2 separate regions of the Homo sapiens genome follow, and region 1 is linked to region 2. The links are chromatin contacts, found by Hi-C or POLR2A ChIA-PET in ENCODE. All regions are on one chromosome and are shown on one strand. Each heading gives the region's core, a stretch centred on a gene start or an enhancer-like site at or near the end of the contact. The rest is flanking DNA. Distances are from core to core; before and after follow the strand shown.

Region 1 (3,037 bases), core at 464-2,963, 310 kb before region 2:
CAGGCTAGAGTGCAGTGGCACAACCACAGCTCACTGCAGCCTCGACCTCCTGAGCTCAAGCGATCCTCCCGAGTAGCTGGAACTACAGGCATGTGCCACCACACCTGGCTAATTTTTAATTTTTTTTAAGTGACAGGATCTCACTATGTTGCCCAGGCTGGTCTTGAACTCCTGGGCTCAAATGATCCTCCTTCCTCAGTCTCCCAGAGTGCTGGAATTATAGGTATGAGCCACCATGCCAGCCAGAGAATCGCTGATATTCTTAAGCCTTTGCCCAGTGAGTGCCTGTGGAGTAATTCCTTTGAGTGGAGATGTGTCCTGATATAGAAAAACATAATTGAGTGGCCTGTTTTACTCTGCCTCCTTTAATCCAACTGTTAAGACCGTGAAGACCTAGCCTTATACCACAGCCCATGTGGTACCAGCTACTCAAATTTAAGACAGTAATAGTGAAACCCACACCTACAACATGGCAGCCAGTATGCCAGCATCAGAACAAAGGAGAAGTTGCTACTGTCCTATTGTCCTTTAATGGATCAGCTCCAGTAGCAGTGCCTACCTTCCTCTGTGCCATCAGATTTGGTTCTTATTGCTCACTCTGTGTTCTGTATATCAGCCAGGTGGGCTGACTCACCATCATCTCCCCATGTAAGTCACCTTCTCCCAAATACTGTTTTGAGTTGGGGATTTCTTTCTGCTTCAGCAGAAAATAAAAGAGGCAGAAATAATTCCATTTCCATTGTCTCCTTACTGCTGCTCCTGGATGCTGCTGCTTTTGCCTTGCCTTGACTTCTGGTACCAGTGTAATCCTTGGTTTCTGGCTACTCACTTGGTTTATAATCTGTTCTACCTCACCCTCTAGTTCTTGACCTCTGACCTCATGTACACCTTTGCTGCCTGGTGTGTGGCCCTTAATTTTATTTTGATTGTGAACTTCTTGGCACTCCCTGGTGTTGGCCTACTGCTGAGCCCGTTTTCACCATCCTTGCCTTAGATTTCTCTAACCTGGCTAGCCTTCTACCGTGTTTCTGCCCTGCTATATGCTATATGCTATAGTTTCAGTGAGGTTCTTTTGGTGATCAAAGCTAGTGGTGAATCATACTCTTGTAGCCCTCTAGCCCGATCTGGGCTGGCTTCTCCAAGAAGGGCCTGACCCGTTTGGAGCTCTTGGTTAGATACTTTATAAGTACATGAAGGCTGTTGAACAAAAAACCTACTGGCCATATGTCAAGGTGTTTGACGCCACTGTTGGTTACTGAGCAGCCATGGTTTCTTTAGCCCTGTCTATACCCCACAGTGGTGCTGCTGCCTTTTGAGTATTATTAAAAGTGAAGGGAGGGCCGGGTATGGTGGTTCACACCTGTAATCCTAGCACTTTGGGAGGCTGAAGCGGGCGGATCACGAGGTCAGGAGATCGAGACCATCCTGGCTAACACGGTGAAACCCCGGCTGTACTAAAAATGCAAAAAAATTAGCCGGGCATGGTGGCAGGTGCCTGTAGTCCCAGCTACTCAGGAGGCTGAGGCAGGAGAATGGTGTGAACCCGGGAGGCGGAGCTGGCAGTGAGCCGAGATTGCGCCAGTGCACTCCAGCCTGGGCGACAAAGCGAGATTCTGTCTCAAAAAAAAAAAAAAAAAAGGGGAAGGGAATCTTCTCTGAGGTTTCAGGATGAGTCACTGTCTTGGATGCTTACCCTCTTTGGCCTCCAAGTTTGTGAAGTGAATTGCTTATTCCCTTTGATTGGGTTAGCAGCCCCAGGGTCGATCCTAGTCACTCTCTTCTCCCCACCCTGCTAGACCACTGTCTGCCCTCTGGGACCAAGGGCAACATACGTGGTTGCTTGGACACGTCCTACAGCCTGCAAATTGGACAGATGAAATCAATACTCATGAACCTGGAGAGGCCCAGGTAGCACAGTTAGTGACGCTAGCTGCCTGGAGGGACAGCCTGCCATGGGAGGGGGTGTGATTGAATGGTGATTGGACACAGCAGCTGAGGATTAACCAAATTACGTCCCTTTGAGTTTAGATCGACACTTGGATTTTAACACACATCAACTTGTGCAGAATATAGAAGAGCTGCCTTCTTAACGCAGGACTATTCCAGCATGAGTGCTAGGGTGGTCAGGTATAGATCTGGTGCCCATCACAGCCCAGATTCATGTGATTATTGCTGAGATTATACAAACAGAGGGTAAAGAGCTTAGATTTGTGGAGCTTTTTTTTTTTTAATGTGTCAGGCACTATGGAGTTTTACGTACTTATAACCTGCACGGCAGCCATCATTATCTCCATTATTCTGGTAAGGAAATGAAGGCCCAGAGGTGTAGTCACTGGTCCAAGAACACACAATCAGTAAATGATAGAGCTTTGATTTGAACACAGGTCTCTCTGTGCTTGTTATAAAATGCCATGCTGTCTTCCCAATTTAGATGTCTTAATTGGTATGTCTCCTGACTTTCCTTAGTCCAGCCACAGGGTCAGGTACATAGTAATAATAACTAACATTCATTGAGCAGTTGTTATGTGTCAAGACACTGTTCTAAGCTACTTTATGTGTATTAACACAACCAGATGAGCTACTCTTATTATCCTAATAATTATTATGAGGCCACAAAATGGTGGTTTTCTAATTTCATCCTTCCTTCTACAATTATTAGTTTTCATTCTATAGTAAGACAGAACTTTCCCTTCTCTCCATTTACTTATTAATTTTCAGTGTGGACTTCAATGGAGAATCTTATTTTACTCAGTGGGTTATAATTATATATAATTAATGGGTTATAATACATTACTGTCATTATTCATTCTGATGCTCTGATCATCCCAGATTTTACAGCCAGTTTTCTTAATTTCTGTGCCATACTACTTCTCTATCAGACATTGTTTTGCAGTGCTTTCAGTTAGTTTGCCTATCTGTATCTGCCTTTTTGTACCCTCTTAGCTTTAAACGTTCTGGGAAATAGGAAGACTGACTAATGCCAATCTTAATCCAAATTGTGTATAAACTGAGAGTAAATAGTCTCCAAATGAGAACC
Region 2 (2,936 bases), core at 134-2,633:
TTCCAATCTGTGAAATGAAGATAAATATCCTTGACTCACAGAGCTGTTAAGAGTATCAAAAGAGAGACTGTGAAAGCACTGGGTAGGTTACTAAATGTAATAGATCTGTCGTGAGTACTAAAAAAAATGAAGCTCTAACTGTAGAGCTTTGAGTAGCGGACCACGGAGAAGGTGTGGGGAGAAAAGGGAATCTGGGGACAGATTGAGAAGGGGTTTTACTCCTTGGAAGAAGAAGGAATGAGGCACTTCACGCCCCAGGAAGTTTCCTACATCTCTAGAATTAGGGTAGCGACTGCGATTTACTCAATCTAATGCTAACCGCATGTCTTGGAAGAGGGTCTCAGTTCCTCAGAGGAAAACCAACCCCATTTCTGAGGGCGTTTCTGATCTCCCAGGTTATGCCTGGAACTTGAAGCATCCGATTTTGGGAGCTTTATGTTTGCGTTGGGGGCGGGGTTCGTTGTTTTGTTTTGTTTTTGTTTTGTTTCGTTTTGTTTTGTTTTGAGATGGAGGTATCGCTCTATAGCCCAGGCTGGAGTGTAGTTGCGTGATCACGGCTCACTGCAGCTTCAATCTCCGGGCTCAAGCGATCCTTCTACCTCAGCCTCCCTAGTAGCTGGGGCCACTGGAGCGCGCCACCAAGCCCGGCTAATTTTTTTATGTTTTTGGTAGAGACAGGGTTCGCCATGTTTCTCAGGCTGGTCTCGAACTCCTGGCCTTAAGTGGTCCGCCCGCCTTGGTCTCCCAGTGTTGGGATTACAGGCGTGAGCCACCGCTCCCGGCCCTGGGGGTGGTTCTTAAGCATCCCCAAATCTGTATGGATATATATCTCAACGCCTATCCCTCCCTCTGCTCCCCCTCGCCCAGTCTGTCCCATGTGAGTGTTGTATCTTGTTCGCTGTGAAAGGTGATGAGGGTCGGTGGGGGAAATCTCAGATCCCCGAGCAGGAAGGTTCTTAGTCGTTCTGTGAGTGCCCCTCCCTTCTCCATAGATCTCTTGTCCCCTAGAACGGGTTTCCTGTTTTCCCGCCCGACTCACCCGCAGTCGCTTCCTCTCCAGTCTTGGCGTCCCACTGCCTCAGGGTTACTCAGAGCAACTCCATGGCAACTGCTTTCGTCACCACAACCCGGCAGGCGCCATAAGTACTGACGCGATGCTTACCGGGACCTTCAGTTTGTCAGGGGCGGGGCTTCAAGGCCGCGGGTGACGCTGGGATTTGTAGTTCTCTTTGCCTTCAAGTACAGGCCGGGGTCCGGAAGCGGTGATACCCCTTCTCTTTCCCAGTGGCCCTCAAACTTCCTTTTCCCGGGTCCTTAAGCGGGCCCCGCCGACAGAGGCCAATCAGAGGGCAGCGCGAGGGGGCGGGGCCATAGTTTAAACTAATTGTGCGCTCACAGCGCTGGCGCGAGCCCACGAAGAGGTACGATTCCGGAGAATCGCGAGGCAGAGCGGGAGCGCGCAGCCAGGTAACCGGCGCGGGCCCGCGTTTGGCGTGCGGCCTGGGCACCCCTGCGGGTGCTCAGGCCTAAAAGGGGTGCTGGAGAGGCCGCTGCGAGCGGAAGGCCTCCTCCATAACCGAGTCCGAAAGGGCAGAATCTATGGGGGTAAGGTTTGTGAGGAGAGGCGCCTGAGAGGGAGGAGCCGGGGGGGGGGGGGGTGCCTTAAAGGGGAGGGTCTGTTTGGGGGCGTGTCTGTGGAATTAAATCTGAAGGTGACTGGGGTCGGGGGTATAGGGCAAGTTCCCGAAAGGCTTGTAAGCGAGGGGTCGGGTCCTGGAAAGTCTTTGCCTTTTATCGTTAACAATAGCAGTAGTTATGGTAGTGCAGTAGTCAGCATTTTCTGAGCTACACCGTCCACAATGACCTGCCAAATGTTTATCTTTTTAATCTTCTAACCACCTGTTATACTTTAAAGATGGGGAGCCTGAGGTTTATAATGTTTAGCTTGGCCCGGGTTACGTAGCCAGTGCGAGGTTGGCTCTACTTTGGGTTTATGGGTTGGGCATAAATGGGGACGGGGAAGGTGCTTTGTGGGGGCGCGCGTTGTCTTGGACTGGTCAGTGTATTTTGAGCCTCACTTTTCATATATGTAAACAATGACCTTACCTGCCTTACCTACTTCCTGGGGTGGTTGTCCTGGTCAAAACAGGTTAAGTCTTTTTTTTTTTTTTTTTTAATTTTTGTTTGTTTTTGTTTTTCATCCATGGACTCTCACAGATAACATGTTTCATACACGCACCTCGGAGAGTACAAATTTATGACTATAAGTGGTGTGACTGTGTGAAGATTGTGGGTGGGCGGGAGCCCACTGGGTTGATGCTGCCGCCTCTGGGTACTCTCTTTTGCTTACCTCTGAGTTAGCACTTGTCATTTTTTTTTTTTTTTGAGACGGAGTCTCGCCCTATCGCCCAGGCCGGAGTGCAGTGGCGCGATCTCGGCTCACTGCAACCTCTGCCACCCGGGTTCAAACAGTTCCCTGCCTCAGCCTCCCGAGTAGCTGGGATTACAGGCGCCCGCTACCACACCCGGCTAACTTTTGTATTTTTAGTAGACACAGGGTTTCACCATCTTGGCCAGGCCGGTCTTGAACTCTTGACCTCGTGATCCGCCCGCCTCGGCTTCCCAAAGTGCTTGGGATTACAGGCGTGAGCCATCACGCCCGGCCTGCCATCTGGTATTTTAAAAGTCTGCGTGTTTGTCTGCCCTTCTAGATAACGAGAGACTTTTTCGTCACTGTATCCTAATGGCTAGGCAGGATTTGCGACATGTAATGGGAATAAATGTATGCTTTGGAATAATTTCTTGGGCTGAAAGGGCACAGGAATTTCGCTTTCCCGTTTTCATTTAGTGGCATTTGAACCTCAGTATTAAGCTGTCCTCTTTACTGGAATGGCACTCCCTCTTGAAAACGTGATGATATTTTCTTGCTTTAATAC

What was found. Hi-C counts contacts between places; a loop is a spot of excess contacts on that map. ChIA-PET counts read pairs that join two places held with the same protein, here RNA polymerase II (POLR2A). Pooled maps may share reads with other maps.
Region 1: a loop to region 2 is called in a pooled map, with 2.6 times the contacts of the local background. The contact joins the enhancer-like site here to the promoter of NUMA1 in region 2. A Hi-C loop is called at or near these places in 1 of 37 single-sample maps with no recorded cell type and 2 of 50 pooled maps. POLR2A ChIA-PET finds 5 or more read pairs at or near these places in 1 of 52 experiments (WTC11).

Annotation. Positions count from the first base shown.
Region 1 is chr11:72,386,852-72,389,888 of GRCh38, reverse strand. All of the region lies in intron 3 of CLPB (ClpB family mitochondrial disaggregase), which reads left to right. Among named protein-coding and RNA genes, the nearest start is that of CLPB, 46 kb to the left of the region's middle. Within about 2 kb of position 1,713, at least 3 of the 41 ENCODE cell types and tissues checked have a DNase peak (open chromatin) inside an H3K27ac peak, as active enhancers do.
Region 2 is chr11:72,078,989-72,081,924 of GRCh38, reverse strand. NUMA1 (nuclear mitotic apparatus protein 1) reads left to right here and starts at 1,383. Exons shown (of 27, transcript NM_006185.4): 1 at 1,383-1,467. It overlaps LRTOMT (leucine rich transmembrane and O-methyltransferase domain containing), which reads right to left and starts at 1,075. Exons shown (of 9, transcript NM_001145310.4): 1 at 1,040-1,075. It overlaps LRRC51 (leucine rich repeat containing 51), which reads right to left and starts at 1,075. Exons shown (of 6, transcript NM_145309.6): 1 at 1,040-1,075. RefSeq lists enhancers at 62-1,016, 1,028-1,297, 1,017-1,972.